2 separate regions of the Homo sapiens genome follow, and region 1 is linked to region 2. Evidence: chromatin contacts called from ENCODE Hi-C or POLR2A ChIA-PET data. All regions are on one chromosome and are shown on one strand. Each heading gives the region's core, a stretch centred on a gene start or an enhancer-like site at or near the end of the contact. The rest is flanking DNA. Distances are from core to core; before and after follow the strand shown.

Region 1 (3,455 bases), core at 359-2,858, 6.7 Mb before region 2:
GGAGACTCTTTCGCCTAGTCGGCTTCCGGGAGCCCACTGTGTGTCCAGGCTCTGGGCACTGGCAGAGGAGCCGGGCCGTGATCAGCGCTGGGGACAGACCTCGGGCTGGCAGGTGTTGGAGGTGCCAAAGAAGCACCGGCAGCAGCTGGCCAGGCTCTGCGCTCGCTGTGTGACCCCGGGCGCGCCCGAGTCCCTCTCTGCTCCCAGGCCCTGGGGTGCCAGGGAGGGCGGCGCCCGGGCTCAGACAAACCCCGATGTCATCTCTCTGGGCGGGGAGGAGCCGCGGCGGCCCCCAGCTCCCCGAGGGTTCCCCTGTCGGGCATCTGCGGCAGGGCTGGAAGCGGCGAGGCGCACAAGGGCGGCCTCCATGTCTTACAAGGTTCCCCTCTAAGCTACCTGGGAAAATACCCGGCGAGCGGGCCGGCTGAAAGGGGGGGGTTAAACGGTGTCCATTGCGGCGCGGCGGGCAATTTGTCACGCTGTTAAAGTGATCGCATTCATTCGGCTCCATTCGAAAGAAATTGCTAATTCTAAATTCATTAGCCCTGGAAGAATGCTGTAGCAGTAAATTGTAGCTCAATGCGGAGGGGACTTGTTTAAAAGGGGCCGAGGAATTCCCCTTACAAAAAAGGGGGATTAGATGGTTGACATAGCGTGAATGGAAGTGGAATTAGTCTTCACGGTAAATTAAGAGAGGAACAGAAATCGTAAAGGGGGAAAAGAGGGCGACGCGCAGAGATGCCAGAGCCAGGGAAAGATATTGTTTGCGGGTTGATGAATGAGGAATAAGAACTTGAGACATCTTAAAGAAAAGAAACTTTTCTCGCTCTCTCTTTCTCTCCCTCGCTCTCCCCGCGGCTTTTTCTCCCCGCCCGCCCTCCCTCCACCCCCTCCCCAGCCCCGGCTGCCTTTTAAAGTTCTTGGTTTAAGTGGGAACTTTCGTGGGTCAAGCCCAAGTTAACTAAATGAATTTAAAACCCCTTCTTTTTGAGTCAACTGCTATTACACGCCTAGTAAGGCTGTAAATGCCGGGAACCCGCCAGCTCAAGCGCAGGAGGGGAAGGGAGGGGCCGGCGGGGGCGTCGGGGCCGAGCGACGGGGTCGCCGGGGTCGGTCCTTGAGCCGGGTGGGCTGCGGAGCTGCTTGGTGGCTCGCGTCCTGGTTTGGCCCATGGGGAAACTGAGGTGCACCGAGCGCCGGGAGAGCCCAGGTTGGCGCGAGTAGCAGCGAGGCCGGGTATCCCAGCCGCGTCTCGCGCATCGCCAGGACGGGAATGGGGGTCGCCGGGAGGAGGGATTGCGCCGGGCTCCGACGGCTGGACTCACCGCCGGAGAAGGACTGCGCCAGCACCTCGGCGGTGAAGGCTGTCTTGGGGCTGGCGTGGTGGCTCTTGTCCTCGAAGAGCTGCTCCCCGAGCACGTTGCGCCAGCGGCCGTACAGGAAGCTGTGCAGGATGTCGGAGGTGATAACCTCGGCCAGCGCCAGTCCCGGCGCCTTCAGCCCGGTCTTGAGCACCAGGGCCTCAGCCGGGAGCACGGAGCCCATCATGGGCGGCCCGGAGCTCCCCGGCGCCGGGGGACGGCCGGGCCGACGGGGGAGGTGGGCGGGCGAGAGGGGAGCCCAAGGGGCGAGAGGAGAGCGCTGCGATGGAGAAGGAACCAGAGCAGGGGGAGGACGGAGAGGAGGAGGACGCAGGAGGGAGCGGGAGGTGAGGGGGCGACTGGGAGGAAAGCGAACGAGGGGGAGAGGGGAAGAGAGATGGTGAAATCTGTAGAGATGGCAAAGGCGGCGCGGAGGGTGGAGAGACGCGGGTGGAGGCGGAGGCGGGTGCGGGGGGTGCAGGGTGGGTGAGAGGCGGGTGGTTGCAGGGAAGCGGCAGCAAGGGGCTCAGGCGCGCGCTAGCCTCTCGCACACTCGGCCGGGGCCGTCTTCCCCTTGGCAAAATCTCAGCGCCTTTATAGGAGCCGCAGTGACCCTCCTAATTGGTTATTAATGACCCCCTGACGTCGGAGGACAGACTTGTTGTACCCGGCTGGGCTCGAGGAGCCTTCGTCGCGAGAGCGCGAGGGGCGGGGGCGCGCGGACCGCTCCAAACAGTACCCCTCCACTCCTCTCTCCCCTTCCTGGTCCTTCCTCCCCCCTCCTGTTTTTCCTTCTCTCCCCGTGGGAAGCGCAGGGCAGGGAGGGAGGCTCAGCCGGCTCTGAGGAGAGGAGGGGACGGAGAAGGGGAGGGGGTGCGGCGAGGCTCTCTAGGACTCCAGGGACCAGGCTAGACAAGAGGGGACGCCTGGCTTCGGGCCCCGCGCTCCCCTCAGGCCTGATCTATGTTCACCGGCCTGGCCCAGCCCGGCGTTCACCTTTACTTTGCTGCCCCGGCTGGCCGGCCCAGCCCTGCACCGCTCTCCCTCCCCGGCCAGAGCCCGCGTCCTCTTCCCTCTCCGGCCCTGCACTCCCCGGGCCGCCACAGTCGCCCCGAGCTCGCGCGCAGCCCTAGTTGCCACGCGGATCCCCTGCTCAGACTGCGCTGCTGAAGCCGGCGCTTCGCTTCATACGGGCCGCGCCAACTCGGTCGCTGTGCACGGTCGGGTGCGAAACTCCTCCGCGGGCTCACGGGGCTGCCGAGGCGGGGCCGCAGCGGCCGTCGGGGCTGGGGCTGGTCCCGGCCTGAGACAGCTTCATGGAAGGCCAGGCTCCCGGCCCTTGCGGGGCCAGGTCGGGGGTCGAGATGGGCGGACAGGAATCGCCCTGGCAGCCTGTCTCTGGGAAAAGAATTTCCTACGGGATATAGGGGGATTGAAAGGGGTCCCGAGACCCTTCCTAGGTGGGAGCAGGCGTGCCTGAGAGCGAAGTCCCTCAGAAACTGCAGGCAGCTCCGCGAGAGGCCTCAGTGCGGGTTCGGCTTGCGGCCCGGCTTTCCGGCTCCTTGCTGAGCTGCAACCTCGGGAAGCCGGTGGCGTTGCGGCGCCCCTTCCTTCTTGCCTCCTAGTTCTTTCTTTCTCCTCTGCCTCTCTCTTCTTTCCCTTCCTCTCCTCTATTCCTCCTGCCCATCATCCCAGGAGCAGACTTGCTTTGCGGCGGTTTCGAGGCACCTCGGAGCCCAGCGATCCCCTCTCCCGAAGCAGGTAGCTGCTGAGCCCAGCGGAAGGCCCCGCTTCCTGCAGGCTTCGCGGCTCCCCAGTGTCAGCCTCAAGCCTCGGACCCCAGGCCCTGACATGCTGGGTGAGGGAGCTCACCCCACCTGCCGCACTTCTGGCTCCCATCACCAGCCTACAATTTCAGATGCCGCTAACAGAGGTGCCTGGACCCTCTCGGCGTGGGTCAGGCTCACGGATTAGTCTCCGCTGGACTGTGTGGACTCCCTAGACCTTCTCCTCAGCGCGGAGGACTTGGGTGGAAGAACAGCGAGCTGACCTCCCATGAGCGAGACCCTGTCCAAACGCCTGTTGGCATAGACG
Region 2 (3,324 bases), core at 786-3,285:
TGGGCGAGGCTGGAGGGCGGGGGTGGGGGGGAGGCAGGGAGGAGGGAGAGCGCGGGGTTTGGAGTTTTTAAGATACGAACAGCTTCCTGCGATATCTTCAGAAAGGAAAATTAAACCCTCTATCCTAAGAAGGCGCAGCAAGGGGATGCTCGTCTCACTGCGGTCTCCCCTCGGCCTGGAGCCGCGGCCTCAGGCACCCGCCTGGGAGGCCCGGGAAGGCAGGCCTGTGGCAGAGTTGCAAGAGCCTTCGGCCGGCCGTTTCCCATCGAGCTCCGCCTTCGGCCCGGGCTCTGCACAGCGGGCTGCAGGCGGCCGTGCAAGCCTCCTGGGTACCCGGCAGAGCCTGAGTGGCGAGACCGGCGAGAGCTGTGACTCCCGGGGAGGGGGGCCAGCCAGCATATCCACGCTCCAAGCCCGCTAGGGCCCAATCTGCAGCCCAGCGTGTAGCTTCTCGCTCTTCCCGGTCTCTCCCCAGCCTGGAAGAGTGGGGGCGAGCATGGCTTTAGGAACTCAGAAAGGCCAGGGTTCGAATCCTAGCTCTGCCATTTACATGCACTGTAACCTTAGGCAGTGACTTATCCTCCCTTAGCCTGTTTCTGACCTTTATAATGGGCGACAAGAAGCTCTCCTCCGCATGGACGTGTTGATTGAAAGAGACTGTGGATGTAAAATGCCTGGAACATAGTAGGCACTTAGCAAATTATTTCATTACTCTCTCTTGCTCCTTTTCCATTAAAAACTTTCTCACTCCAAGACACATTCGATATCAGTGAGGTTCTTAAAAACCACAGGCCTATTCTCTGCCCACTGGGCACACCATGTCTCAGACCCCGCTGATGGCGCGAGTCCTCCTTACCCGCCTGGCTGCACCACCTCCCCAGGGGCCAACAAAGTAGCGTGCTGGGTAAATCCCAACTGCTACCCCCAGCCTCCAGGTTTCAGGCTCACCCTAGAGTCTCCTGGGGACTGGAGGGAAATACCCAGGTGTCTGGTGGGGGAGGGATTTAGGAAATAAAATGATTGTAGACAAAAACTGAATAAGCACTTCGGTTACAGAGTCCCATCTGGGTCTGCTTCGGAGGCAGGTTTGGCTCCGTCTAATAGGGACAAGGCGGGTGTCAGTCTGAAATGACTTGTTTGCCAGGACAGGTAAGGGGATAGTCAGGACCTGCGGTTTACCTCACAGGGTACAGAGTTGAGGCATGAAATCATGTTTTTCACGTGTGTAAGTAACTTTCACACACAAATATATGTGTGCACAAATATATGTATGCGTGTAATGCCCAAGCACATGAACTTGTGTTCATGTGTGCAAATACACATGTTCATCTCTGTTGGCAATAACACAGCCAGCACGAATTTTATCTCTGTTGGCAAAATCACAGCCAGCACCACTGAAGAGCTAGGGTCTTACACATGCGCATCAGGTGTAAGTGTCTAGAGCTGGGAAGAAGGATGCAACTGCAAAATGGTAAATTGCACGTTATACCTGCACTTGCGTGCTCAGGCGATTCTACTTAAATCACTGCAAGTGCTCCTACGAGGTCGTTTTGCATAATTGAAAAAACTTGAAGTTACAATCATATGTGTATATTCTGCATGTGTACAGATGCCCCAACGCGAGGGAAGGACCACTAAACCCAAAGACGCGCGTGCCCGTGTGTTCACACAGACGTGTGCTTCGGCGCCTGCACACGGCCGGCGCGCAGGCATGCGGACGCCTACACGAATACATAGGCATGTTTTATTGACGCATCTGGGGCACTTTCTTTCAAAGAAAGTAAGGAATGAAAATCCAATCTGAGAGTCACCAGGGTTCATCTGGAGGTCGCCCAAGGGGCAGAAAAAATTTGTAATGACGCTAGAGTGTTTGTCCTTGGTGCAACTCCACTCTCGGGAGGGCTGGATACAATACGTTTGGAAAGCTCGAGGGGCTGCCTTAGGATCTGGGGGCGGGGGGTGGGGTACTCAGCAACTCTTGCCGCGGGCTGCTCAAGAAACGTGGAAACACACCCTGCGACTTTCCACTCCCCCATACATATAGGCACGCGATTCCGTCGCCACCTCTCGGACCAGCAGCCCACGTCCAACGCTGGGCCGACCCCAGATACACAGGCAGTCGGGATTCCCGCCCGGTGCGCTTGTCTATTCATCCCTCTGCGTCAGGCTGGGACGCGCTCCGTCTGTAAAAGGCTCAAACGCATCTCCCGCCGCGGGGCGGGATCTAGGGGCCCAGGCCCCGGGGTCCAGAGGCGGGTAACTTTGCTAATCTCCCCCAGCGGCGGGGAACGTCGCGCAACCGCTGAGCCCTGTCCGCCGAGACTAAACAAGCAGAGGAACAGGCTGTAAACACACATCCTGACACGTGAGTGACATTTACGCGGTGCGAGAAGCTGCAGCCAAGGGAAAGGCAAGGGGTGGGGGGAGCGGGCACCGACAGGTACGGAACCTTCGCAGGCGCCGGAAACGGCGGCCCCTCGACCTCCCCCTCCCCCAGAAAGTGGCAACGAATGCCTAAGTCCCCCGAACCTGCCTTTTGTGGGAGGTGACAGGTGAACGGAATTCAGGTCTGGCCACTCTCGCCGCTGCCTACCTCCCCACCATCTGCTTCCTCGCAGACAAGCAGACCCGGCGCATAATGAGGTAGCAGCCTCCAGCCGGCCACCGTGACTAACTCAGAACAAAAGCGCTCCCTCCACGCCTCCTCCAACAAAGGGGCCACCAGCCCCGGCGCTCCCCGAAGGCTGCGGGGCTCCCGGCTGCCGGCTGCGGAGCTGCCGCGCGCAAACTTCCCGGGGCTCCCGGGGCTGCCGGCGCCACGGAGCCGGGGCCGCGGAGGGAGGAAGCGCAAGCCGCCCGGAGAAAGTGAGGCCAGACCCGGCGGGGGAGAGGGGAGGGAGCCGGGCGGCCGCGGAAGGAGGGTGATTGATCAGTGCGCGGTGCCCGGCGCTCTGTCCCGTTATTAGAGGCGGCCAAAGCAGGGCCACGCAATAACCTCAGAATCGCCAACTAATTGACGCTGCAGGCAACTACTTCATTGTGCGCGCTGGTTTTATGTCTTCATAGCCGGTGATTGACAAGGTGTAATTAGTCATCTCACTCGGTGATAAACATGGGCACCCTCCTCCCGCGGCATCAGGCCGTGTGTACCAGCAGAGGAAGCGATAGTTGACGCTGATATACCATTAAATCAAAATGAAGACGTTCAGAAGTGTGTGTTTGCTGTGACGCTGTGATGGTTTATTTCTCAAATACGGCACCAACAGATTTACTTGATTTGCAAGTTAACTACAACATTAACTGGTTTTATTTATTTTGCCTCTT

What was found. Hi-C counts contacts between places; a loop is a spot of excess contacts on that map. ChIA-PET counts read pairs that join two places held with the same protein, here RNA polymerase II (POLR2A). Pooled maps may share reads with other maps.
Region 1: a map of naive thymus-derived CD4-positive, alpha-beta T cell shows a loop between it and region 2 (34-fold over the local background). The contact joins the promoter of PRDM12 here to the promoter of LHX2-AS1 in region 2. A Hi-C loop is called at or near these places in 1 of 168 maps with a recorded cell type or tissue (naive thymus-derived CD4-positive, alpha-beta T cell) and 5 of 50 pooled maps. POLR2A ChIA-PET finds 5 or more read pairs at or near these places in 1 of 52 experiments (H1).

Annotation. Positions count from the first base shown.
Region 1 is chr9:130,662,747-130,666,201 of GRCh38, reverse strand. It overlaps PRDM12 (PR/SET domain 12), which reads right to left and starts at 1,608. Exons shown (of 5, transcript NM_021619.3): 1 at 1,326-1,608. The coding sequence starts at 1,548. RefSeq lists enhancers at 361-1,034, 2,325-3,166.
Region 2 is chr9:124,008,107-124,011,430 of GRCh38, reverse strand. LHX2-AS1 (LHX2 antisense RNA 1) reads left to right here and starts at 2,035. Exons shown (of 2, transcript NR_135129.1): 1 at 2,035-2,365. RefSeq lists enhancers at 2,606-3,316, 3,317-3,324.